Regions from separate parts of the Homo sapiens genome. Here region 2 is linked to region 1. A link is a loop called in an ENCODE intact Hi-C map of the cell type or tissue named here. Cell type or tissue: dorsolateral prefrontal cortex. All regions are shown on one strand. Each heading gives the region's core, and the rest is flanking DNA. Links, peaks and the distances in the headings are about the cores only. Region 1 overlaps PRKCA (protein kinase C alpha). Region 2 overlaps HELZ (helicase with zinc finger).

Region 1 (5,380 bases), core at 130-5,129:
TGGTCTAAATATGTGTGCATCCTTGAAGTCCCCAGGATAGATTCCTGGATGAATGAAACATTAATTACTTGTTTGTGACCTTTTTGGGGAGGTCACAAACAAGTACCCTTGTGCCCAGCTGCACAAGGACAGACATTTTAATCTCACCATGAATAGTCAAAGAGAAGAGGAAGAAGCCCAGAGTCAAGGCAGCCTAATTCCTGAAGGCAGGCTCTTGGTTTCTTTTGGGTTGTGTGTCTAAATTCACAGTTGGAATTTTTAACTGTACTTCTTTCTCACATGTGGCTGTGTATATGTGTTTTATGTTCAGATGTCAAAACAAAAACACATCTTTTCTTCCACAACACAGAAAGTGGTCTTGGAAGGTGCTATGGTTTGAATGTGTCTCCCTCAAATTCACATGTTGAAATCCTTAGCCCCAAGATGATGGTGTCAGGAGGCAGGGCCTTTGGAAGGTGACTAGGTCATGAGGGTGGATCCCTCACGAATGGGATTAGTGCCCTTATAAAAGAGGCCTTGGAAGCTGGGTGTGATCCCAGGCTGATGCCTCTAATCCCAGCATTTTTGAAAGGCTGAGGCAGAAAGATAGCTTGAGGCTGGGAGTTTGAGAACAGCCTAGTCAACACAGTGAGACCCCCATCTCTACAAAAAATAATTTTAAAAATTAGCCAGGCACAGTGGCGTGCACCTGTAGTCCTAGCTACTCGGGAGGCTGAAGCAGGAGGATTGCTTGAGCCCAGGAATTCGAGGATGCAGTGAACAGTGATTGTGCCACTGCACTCCCGCCTGGGCATCAGAATGAGACCCTGTCTCTAAATAATAAAAACTTTAATAAAAAGAGGCCTGAGAGGCTCCTCATCCCATCTACCATGTGTGGGCAAAGCCAGAAGATGCCATCTGTGAATCAGAAAGTGAGCCTTCACCAGACACCTCACCTGCCTTGATTTTAGACTTCCCAGCATTCAGAACTAAGAGAGAGAAACATATGCAGTTTGTAAGCCATGCAGTTTATGGTATTTTGCTATAGCAGCCCGAGTGGACTAAGACAGAAGGGGAGCTAATTTGTATGGAGAGCTTAACAGTGATCCTTAGTAAGTCAGTCCCCCAAGCCACCCCACTTCCTTCTGACGGCATTTTTCTGGTTGCACAATCCGATCTGTAAGTGCAACCTGGAAATAAGGGCCTGGGTGATTCCTCCCACACAACTGGGTCAACACCTGCTACTTGGAGTTTTCTCCCGGAGGCGGGAATCACAGGTGACCAGCAAATCACAGGCATGAGTCATTCTTTCTCCTGCTGGCAACTGCAGCGAGGGCCTCAGAACCACAGACTGTCAGCCACAGAAGGGTCCCTGGGGAGTCTGACCTGCCTAGGATGCAGATGAAGATGCTGAGGTCTAGAGAGCTAACTTCACCACAGCCTCTGCGCCGCTTCGTGGCAGTGCTGGTGGAGGAAGAGAAGGACGCTCTGTTCTCTACAGAGGCCCTGAAACTAGATGCTGGATCATCCCGTACGTTTCCCTGTGCTAAGGTTGCCCCATCTGGGCTGTAATCTTTGACTAACAGCAGGAGGATGACAGAGCTTTTAGAATTCAAAAGCAACTTGGGGATAGTCTCATCAAGGCTGCCCATGTTACAGATGAGGAGAATGAGCCCAGGGGGCACCGCGATATGTCTAAATCAGTTTTCCATCCTGAGCTCTGAATCCAGAACTCCAGCCTTTGAACCTAGTGCTCTTCCTCCTACATCGAGGGTGAGCAAACTTTTTCTGTAAAGGTCCAGATAGTAAATATTTGTGGCTTTGTGGGCCAAATACTGTCTCTGTTGTAACTCTCCAACTCTGCCATTGTAGCTCGAAAGCTGCAAAAGTGAGTAAAGGAGGGAAGGTGTTCCAATAAAGCCTTAATGGTGAAGACAGGCAGCCGCTGGGGTCTGGGCTGTGGATTGCAGTTCGATGACCCTTGCCCTGTATCACGCAGGTTCTCAAATCACTCATCCTCATTTGCAGTTAGATTTCAGTACAATGTCTGTATCTTCTTAATCTATCACAACAGCGACAATTAAGAATCTCAAGAGCACTAGAATTAAATCACTATTCAGGCTCTTCCACAATGCTTGCTATGCCAGGCAGCACAGGAAAAGGAAATTTTGCAGCCATACAATGGTGGTGAATGAAGTATGTATTCAGCAGAGCAAAATGTAAGGGCAACACATTCAATCGTTTTCTTAACAAGAAATATTTTCATGGACACACCCACTTTGGCTGTTGCCACGGTTAAAATAAATTCACAGGCAGCGAGAGGGCCTCCGTTGTCATGGCAACTGAGCCATTCTCCAAGGAGAAACGTGGGACCCTGACGTGTTGGCACTTTGCCAGATGTGGAAACTGCGAAGTGCTTGGTTCTTTTCATACCACATAATATTCACCTCTAGTATCCCGGTGTGTGATTTTCTTTGCAGCCAACCAAATTTTTCCCTGTTTCCCAGATTTGTCTGTTGATAATTGACACATCTGTTAGGATCGCTAATCTTGGTGGTGCACGCCTTGTCTCACCTGCTAAACACCTCCTGGAAAGGCGGTTTGCCCTTGTACCGCGTTCTCCCCAATTGCTAAATCTCCAGGCTTACATGAGGATTCCCCACCAATGACCTTAAGTTTTTCCATCTGCAACAATGTTTTTCTCCCACCAGGGAGCTAGCTGATGGCACACTTGCGTCTGATGCCCGGCTTAGAGGAAGGCCCAGTGCGCACTGCAACAGCCATGACATAGCATTGTTCGAGAACTTTGGGCACTTAATCATTTTTGGAAACCTATTCCTTTTCCTGCTCGAATGCTCCCCTTTGGAATTACCACCACACTGGCTTTATGGGTTGGCTGTGGCAGGGTCAAGAATCACATGAACTCAGAAACATCATCAAAGTAAATAGTTTTTCAGACTGTCAGCAACATGGCTTCGAAGTGGGTAATTCTCTGGTGCTAAAAAAAAAAACCCGGGGAGATAGAAAATGGGCTGGGGCCCAGTGCAAGCAAGAATAGACTGAAGGAGCCATCCAGCTCTTGGGAAACCCTTGACTTCTTTGCAGCACACTGAAGATCCTCTAAAGCCAAGAAGCAATGGGGAGCACAAGGTGGTGATCTCATCTCTATGTCCACTAAAATGTAAAGACATCCAGGCAACAGTTGATTGCTGTTTGTTGTGTGCAGGTGTCATGGAATCTTTCATTTGCAAATCTTTACTGCCCTCTTGTGGTATTCAGTTTCTGAAGCAACTGCAGTTTGGCTGGGATCTTTTAGCAGAGATCCACCTAAGATTCACTAGTCTGCCTTACCGAGGTGAAGTCCCAGTAAATGGGGCAAGATGGCACAAACAAGACACAAAATTGTATCTACGCAGATGCAAAAAAAAAACTGTATCCTTTATAGTAGATGACCTGAATCACTCACGTAAGTGCCAGGACTTTGCAAAATGCCAACGGAACTATAGAGTGCCAACGGAACTACAGATGCCAAAAGTGGGTTTTAAGATCTCTGGGTGCTCTATTTCTAGAAAACAAAGATCCAAACAGTTGTAGGCCTTTCTGTGTCTCCCGAATCTTTCCAAACCCTTGACTGGGTGCAGACTCTGCAAGCCACAGATCCAAGAAAGGGCCTGGGGGGAAGGGAGGCAGTGAGGGCTGCAGGGGGCCCTGGAGTGGTCCGAGGGAGCCACGGTGTTTATCTTAGAAACAAAGAACGACCTGGAAAATAGTGAGAAGTAACGACAGTTACACGAGGGCAGAGTTCAATGAAAAAGCCACTTCTGGGAAAATCCAATTGAAGCTAAGCGAGCACAGAACAGCAGCTCCTGAAGTCAATAAAAAACAGTAACAAAAAACGCACCCAAGCTATAACTGGCAATAAAACCCAGTTCCCCAAGGAAGAAGGTTCCAGAGCCTTCCCTCCATGGCTGTGCAGCTGCTGCAGAAAGGAAAAACAGGATGACTGGGCATCCTCACAGAGAAAAAAAAAAAAACCAAAAAACAAAACACATCCTATCCCCGAAATGCTGGATACACTGCTCAACTACTCAACGGAAAATTTTTATAAAATGTCTCTGACAGGAGCAAGCAATTTGAAAGCAGGGCCGACTGTCATTAAATTTAGCACAATATTTCCATAATCATTGATTTCATCCTACCCTCACTGAGCCTTTTTAATCCACACCAGTTTTTAAAACCAAGGGGCCTAATTATAGCTCAATGGGACACCTGCTTCCAAGGCTAGCAGCAGCTGCACTGTTCTGGGCTATTCTCTGGGCCCTCTGTGTCAGGCAGCTCACTAGGCGCTCAGGAAGGTGACAAGCATGGGATCTGGGGTCTGCCAGCAGCGGTCTGGGACACCAGTAAAGGCACTGCACACTTCTCTGAGGCCTGTTTCTTCATCTGTAAAATGGGTCAACACTCCCTTTCTCGTCCTGCAGGCTTGGGAGCCTCGCCATCCTGCAGTGGTGAGGGAGTGATCAGAGCTCGGGGCTGGTGGCTGCTGCCATTCTGAGTAGTCTCGCCACAGCCATCGCCTGCTGCCAGGTGGCAGCGTCAGAAGACAAATTTCCATTCCAGGAAGGGGGAAGAGACGAGGGGGTGGAACAGTGAGACCTCTCCTAAAAAGACAGGGGCTTCCCAGCTGCCCTCAGGGGACTTGGACAGGACTGAGGAGCTGGTCTCCAGCAGGAGGGGCTGCCTGAGGGCAAGGTGGAGGTAGGTGTTTCCTGTCTCCAACGGTGGGCACAGGCCTGAGGGCACAAGGGCAGCTGAGGTCAGGACACTTTTCCCTTTACACATGGTATTTGCACCCTAGCTCTCTGGCCCCATGCATGAGGCCTGGCAGCTTGAGGGGGGCGTGGACTCACAAGGGGGCATTCTCCCCAAAGGAAGCAGCGGGTGGGGGGGAACATGGCTGGGATGCAAGTGGCCTCAAAGCAGAGGGCCTCACACCGGAGAGGAAAGGTGTGTGATCGGATCACTTCACCACCGCACGAGATACTCCTGGGATCTCCCAGCTGCAACTGCTGGGCTTTGGAAGTGAACAGAGGTTTTGTCAATGGGCCAGGAGAGAGCCAGGGAGTCTAAATTAATACAATTATTGTGACCCTAAGGGTATCTACAGGCTGTGAGCACCTGGGGGAATGTGAGTCACAAAACGAATACCCCTAGTAAGAGCTGAGACTATGGCTGTGTCCTGCCTGCCCCCACCCAAACCATCAGCTCTGAGCTGGCTGACCACCCATGACCATTGGGAATTCATGGACAGAGCCCTTCCTGCATGATTCTTTGCAGCCTGTCAACAGAGAAAACCAGTGACTGGGGGCCAGACTCGGACTGAGTGTTGACAAGTCTATTT
Region 2 (5,380 bases), core at 214-5,213, 440 kb before region 1:
ACAGATCTTTTAAATAATTAGAATTTGAAATTCAGATAGTTTCCCTATTGCATTTCATTTGTTATGCAAAAAAACCTACTACTTAATTAATATCAGTAAAAAGTTTTCTGATGCTTTTTTGTAACAGAGGGAAATTACATTTTTGAAACATTGCCATTTCTACTTAAAGACCTGGCAGCAGCTAGATTCGAAGTATGTGATTTCCTTAGATTAGTTACCAAAATCTTTTTGTACGTAGTGTAGGACAAGATAAAATTAATTTTGATTTACACGTTAAAACACTCTACACTGACTCTGTTGGGTAACTTTATAAAAAGTAGCTTTAGAATAAGCATTTGTTTTTATAGATGCTATGCTATTTCAGTGGTTTTAATGGTTCACTGAAATTCACGATACTCGTGTGTTATGTTCTATTTATTAACGAGATGCATGTGTTTAACATAAATTTTTATTTTCCATAGACAATGGGATGAACAGTTGGATCCTCGACTAAATGCAAAACAGAAAGAGGCTGTTCTGGCCATTACCACTCCACTTGCAATCCAGCTGCCGCCTGTGCTTATCATCGGACCCTATGGGACAGGCAAAACGTTCACTCTAGCTCAGGCTGTCAAACATATTCTGCAGCAACAGGAGACTAGGTGAGAGGGTGGGAAGCGTGCTCATATTTCCCTGGTAGGATACTACCTCTGTTCTTGTTTTAAATACACAATGAGGGCTAGCAAGACAGTTTTCATGCAGCTCTTAAACATGAAAAAAAGAGAAAAGGAAAAGCCGTAAATCCAAACCCCAGAGCACTAAAAATTTGAATTCTCTTAAAACATACTGTTTTTAGAATTGGTAGTATAGACAGTAAGTTTTAAAATAGTTTTTAAATAGCCATCAGAACAAGTTTGCTATGGAATTGTGGTATCTATTAGAGCCAGAAGACTTGGGTTTAAATATATGTGTATATTTTATATGATAGACTTAAAAATAATTTTGGGGTACTTCCTTTTTAACTTAAAGAGTAGTGTAATTTCCTAAAGGTATCACTGAATAATGCTAGGGATTACTGAGTAGGGTAAGGGAATTGTATAATATTAGGATGGCCACTGCTTTTTTTTTTGGTATTATACTGCTTGAATAGTTTTGTGTTTTATCATTCTTTTTATTTGCACCATTTATTTCAGCAGGATTCTCATTTGCACCCATTCTAATAGTGCTGCTGATCTCTACATAAAGGATTATTTACATCCATATGTAGAAGCAGGCAATCCCCAGGCAAGACCTCTCAGGTATTTTTTTTAAGGCTTATTATGTATCTGTATCATACTTTATTATTCTTAAGAAAAGGTGTCTGTAAAGATTTTAGTAACTTTGGAAATACCAAAGTCTTTATGCATTGACATTTAGAGGTTATGTCTTTTGAAGAAACTGTTTAAATTAAGGAAAAATGTAAAAATCTTTGACTATTCATTTCTTAAACATTAAGTAAGAGAAAGACATCCTTTTTTAAGTTTTGTGTGTATTGTTTCAACCTGAGTAGATTTTGATATGTACCTCTAAAAGCTAGTATGATGAAATAATATAAATATGATAACTTAAATTAAATCTAGTTCAGTAAAAATTCTAACATATTTTGCATGGCAGATTAGTCATGCAGTGGACAGTTCTTTATGAAAATAAAATTTTGGCTGTGATCATGCAGGTAATTTCATAGAAGCTACACATTAGATAAACATGAAATACTGAAATGATTTCTGCAACAAAATGTACTTGACTGGTATTTAACAACTTTTGCTACCATTTAAGAGACAAAGTGTCAAAGAAAATTTAAGGTTGATATAGAAAGGTCCTCTGAGTATATATGGACATGAAATGTACTTAAATATAGGATATGGGGGAATAAAAATCCTTTTCTTCAGAAAACAATAAAGAATCATCAAATTGTTATTTATTATACCATTTGCTTTCATTGTTATATGAATTAATGTTTAGTTTTGCCATTTTACAAACTAATATGTCATGCCCTAGGTTGTTTGAATACAATTGTTTATAAATTAATTTCTAACTGCACTTTTGAATCATAAGTCACTAACGTTTTATTTCTACTTGAGCTCAAGCATGGAAAAATGAAATTATGTTATTTAATTCTTCAGTAATCATAACCAAAGCTGTTTGAATGATCTTAGAGTTCCATTAAAAAAACAAAAGAGGAAAAAAGTGGTGTGACCCATTAACACGGGTTTTTATGCCATATTTTATTTTTACTTTGGAAGATTAAGAAGCAGTAATTATTTTAAATAGAATCTGGTTGTATTTAATGAGAAAATATTACATATATACAATCACTATCACTGTAAATGAAAACATGGTATTTATTGAAGGATGCATTCATCAATAAATAGTTTGCTTCAGAATCTAATCTCTGAGCTTGTAAGTGAAAGTTGAGTAGTTAGCATTTTTGCTATAGGTGTTCTTACTTTAATGATATAAGTTGTTTTGTTCACTTATATTGTTGGTAGAGTGAGCATGTGTGTGTTACATAGGAAGTGTGACCTTCTCAGTTATCGTGGTGTACTTGGTGTGAAAACAGTGGAGTAAAGCCCCCTCAAATCTCGGTCGACTTAGCATAGGTCATTTGACACTTGGGGCTGTAGAGCTGTTGCTGATGAACACTAAATCCGTCACTCGACTAGCTTATATTTAGCTTTTTCCATGTAAAATTATTTTTTGGAGGTTATAATCAAACATGTGGTGCATCTAGATATGCAGAATAAGAAGTTATGTTCAGTAGGGTACATGTATAGTTGTTGTGGCCCAAGTATCGAGACTCGCCCTTTAACTTACAGAGAGACTTACACCTGTCTGTAAGTCTCGAAAGTGGTTCAGCCCAAGATGGAAAAACATTTATAAATATATTCAAATGCAAATTTCATGTGATTTCATTTAGTAAATGGAATAAAGTAAGAAAAAGCCTGACTTCCCAAATATTTTCTTTATGTAGTCCTGCATTTTTGCCATAGTTTTTCTCTTTGGGAAAGGTGTTAACTTGCAAATGTATTTCTTAAGAATATTCATGCATTGAGTTCAGATTTATTAGCACTATTATTACATTAACTCATTAATTTATAATTTTTCTAATAGACAACAAACATGGGAGGCATGTGAAATGGAATAGAGAAGATTAGAATGACTGAGTGCTCTGGGAAGATTAGCTTTATCTGAATTGTCCCAGGATGCAGAGGAAAGAACACAAGAGGGCACTAAGTGTCTGCTCATGACCATGAAGATGGGTGTCTCTAGGGAGCAAGGCTCATGAAGAGTTTGCTCTCTTCATGATATAGGCTGGAACAGGCCCTGGAAAGTGCTATAGTGTGAAAATAGTCAAAACATTACATAGTGAATACAGTTGTAAATGTGCTTAAATATACATACTTCATGGTTAAAATTTGTAAAATTCTTTTAGTTGCCAGGAGTTGAGCTGAACTTAAAATATTTGGAGATGGAGATTTTAGAAACCATTTTAGATCATGTTTAGTTTCAGTTTTTACTTCTTCACTAGAACTAGAAGATTTTAAAATGGAATAGAGGGGAAAATATTTTTGTGTGTGGTTCTCAAGATCAGTATCTGGTTCTGGCAGATTTATGGCTTTGCAGATAGAGGTCATCTATGGAGGGGTGTATTTCCTGCTTTCTGGGAAAATGGAAGGTAATTGTTGTTTTATATTGATCTTCAAAGAAGCATATTCTTCTGTGATCAGGTCATTCTTATTCATAGTCTTTTAAGTAATAACATTTTGGGGGTTATTTGTTGCATATAAATTTACTACAGGAATAAAATTTCAGTGAATTAAAATTATATATTACCAGACTCTCTCTTATAATTCGTGTGGGATATGTGGATTGGTTTCTTTCTGGAAAATATGTAAATTCCTTAATTGGTATTACTTATATTTTATACTGTGAACTTGAAACTGTCTTGTTACCGTCAATTCTCCAATTTTAAAAAAATGTTGGCTGTGTTTTAAATAATCTTTTAGACAGTGTCTAACTTAAATGTTGCACAAAATGAAAGTACAGAGAATATTTTAAAATCTTTTAAAAGTTGGGACTAGAATATTATGCTTTCAAGAAAATTGGCTCAGCGATCAAGCTTTGTATTCTTACTAGCTTCAACTTGAGGTAGCTTTCCAAGGTAATTGTGAAAACGTCAGCAGTGAGACTTAGAACTTCAGTTTCTTTCTTTTTTTCCCCCCTCTTTGAGGAAGAAGCAGGTGCTTGGAGTTAGTTGATGAGTGTATTAGGCCGTTCTTGCATTGCTATAAAGAAATACCTGAGACTGGATAATTTATAAAGAAAAGAGGTTTAATTGGCTCATGGTTCTGCAGGCTTTATAGAAAGCATGGTGCTGGCATCTGCTCAGCTTCTAGGGAGGCCTCAGGAAGCTACAATCGTGGTGGAAGGCGAAGGGGGAGCAGGATGTCACATGGTGAAATCAGGAGCAAGTGAGAGTGAGTGTACGTGTGGGAGGTGCCACACACTTTTAAGACCAGATTTCAGAGCAAAAGCTTACTTATCATCAAGGGGATGGCCCAAGCCCTTCATGAGGGATCTGCCGCCATGATTCAGACACCTCCCACTGGGCCCTACCTCCAACACTGGGGATTACATTTCAACGTGAGATTTTGATGGGAACAAATATCCATACTATATAAATGAGTAATTTGAAAAACCACTTTTTTTTTTTCAATTTTACAATGAAATATTAATTGGAGCTCAGAGGTGAGGTCTTGGCTGGAGAGAGAAAATGTGTGAGTCACTAGGGTATTGGTGGTGATTGAAGCGTGAGCATAGATGAGATTGTTAGGGGAGAGGAGGGCTGGAGAGTTAGAAGGGAAGCAGAGAAAGCTTGAGTCATGGAAGCTGAGGGGAGAGTTCCTGGGAGGGAGCAACAGCGGAACTTTGCATGCTGCCAAGTCAGGTAACTCGCTGGGCCTGGAAACATCGATGTGATTTAGTGATGTAGAAGTTGTTTATGTCCCTTGATTAGATGGAGGGTAAGCCATGTTGAATGTTTAGAGGAGTGAATAGGAGGTTGGTAACTGGAGAGAACAATCTGGATAATACTTCTAAGAAGCCTGGCTGTGAAAGGAGGGGAGAGGTTGGGCAGTGGCTGGGAGAATATGAGGATTTAAGTAAATATTCTTTTTATATGGGAGAAACTAGATAATTTTAATTTTAAAAAGCCACCTGTAAGTGACAGGTTAAATTCAAATATTGGTAATTTTTTTTCTCATAATGACTCAAATAATTAGCTTTTGTTTTAGATTAGTATTTATATTTATTAAAAAATCACATGCATACACTATTACAAAAGGTCATGTTGTATTTTAAA

The links. Peaks named below come from ENCODE experiments on the same cell type or tissue, not always from the same donor. Only the 100,000 strongest peaks of a DNase experiment are listed, where the experiment ranks them.
Region 2: a loop joins it to region 1, with 7 times the contacts of the local background. A loop is called at or near these places in 29 of 110 quality-filtered maps.

Annotation. Positions count from the first base shown.
Region 1 is chr17:66,713,764-66,719,143 of GRCh38, reverse strand. All of the region lies in intron 8 of PRKCA (protein kinase C alpha), which reads right to left. Among named protein-coding and RNA genes, the nearest start is that of MIR634, 71 kb to the left of the region's middle. RefSeq lists enhancers at 3,955-4,651, 5,282-5,341. In dorsolateral prefrontal cortex, for the core only: CTCF peaks have their summits at 3,039 and 3,244 (motif pointing left); DNase peaks (open chromatin) are centred at 1,333, 2,343 and 4,413; H3K27ac peaks cover 4,786 bases.
Region 2 is chr17:67,156,158-67,161,537 of GRCh38, reverse strand. HELZ (helicase with zinc finger) reads left to right here. Exons shown (of 33, transcript NM_014877.4): 16 at 462-641; 17 at 1,176-1,277. Among named protein-coding and RNA genes, the nearest start is that of HELZ-AS1, 86 kb to the left of the region's middle. In dorsolateral prefrontal cortex, for the core only: CTCF peaks have their summits at 3,052 and 3,251 (motif pointing right); no DNase peak of the experiment used is centred there.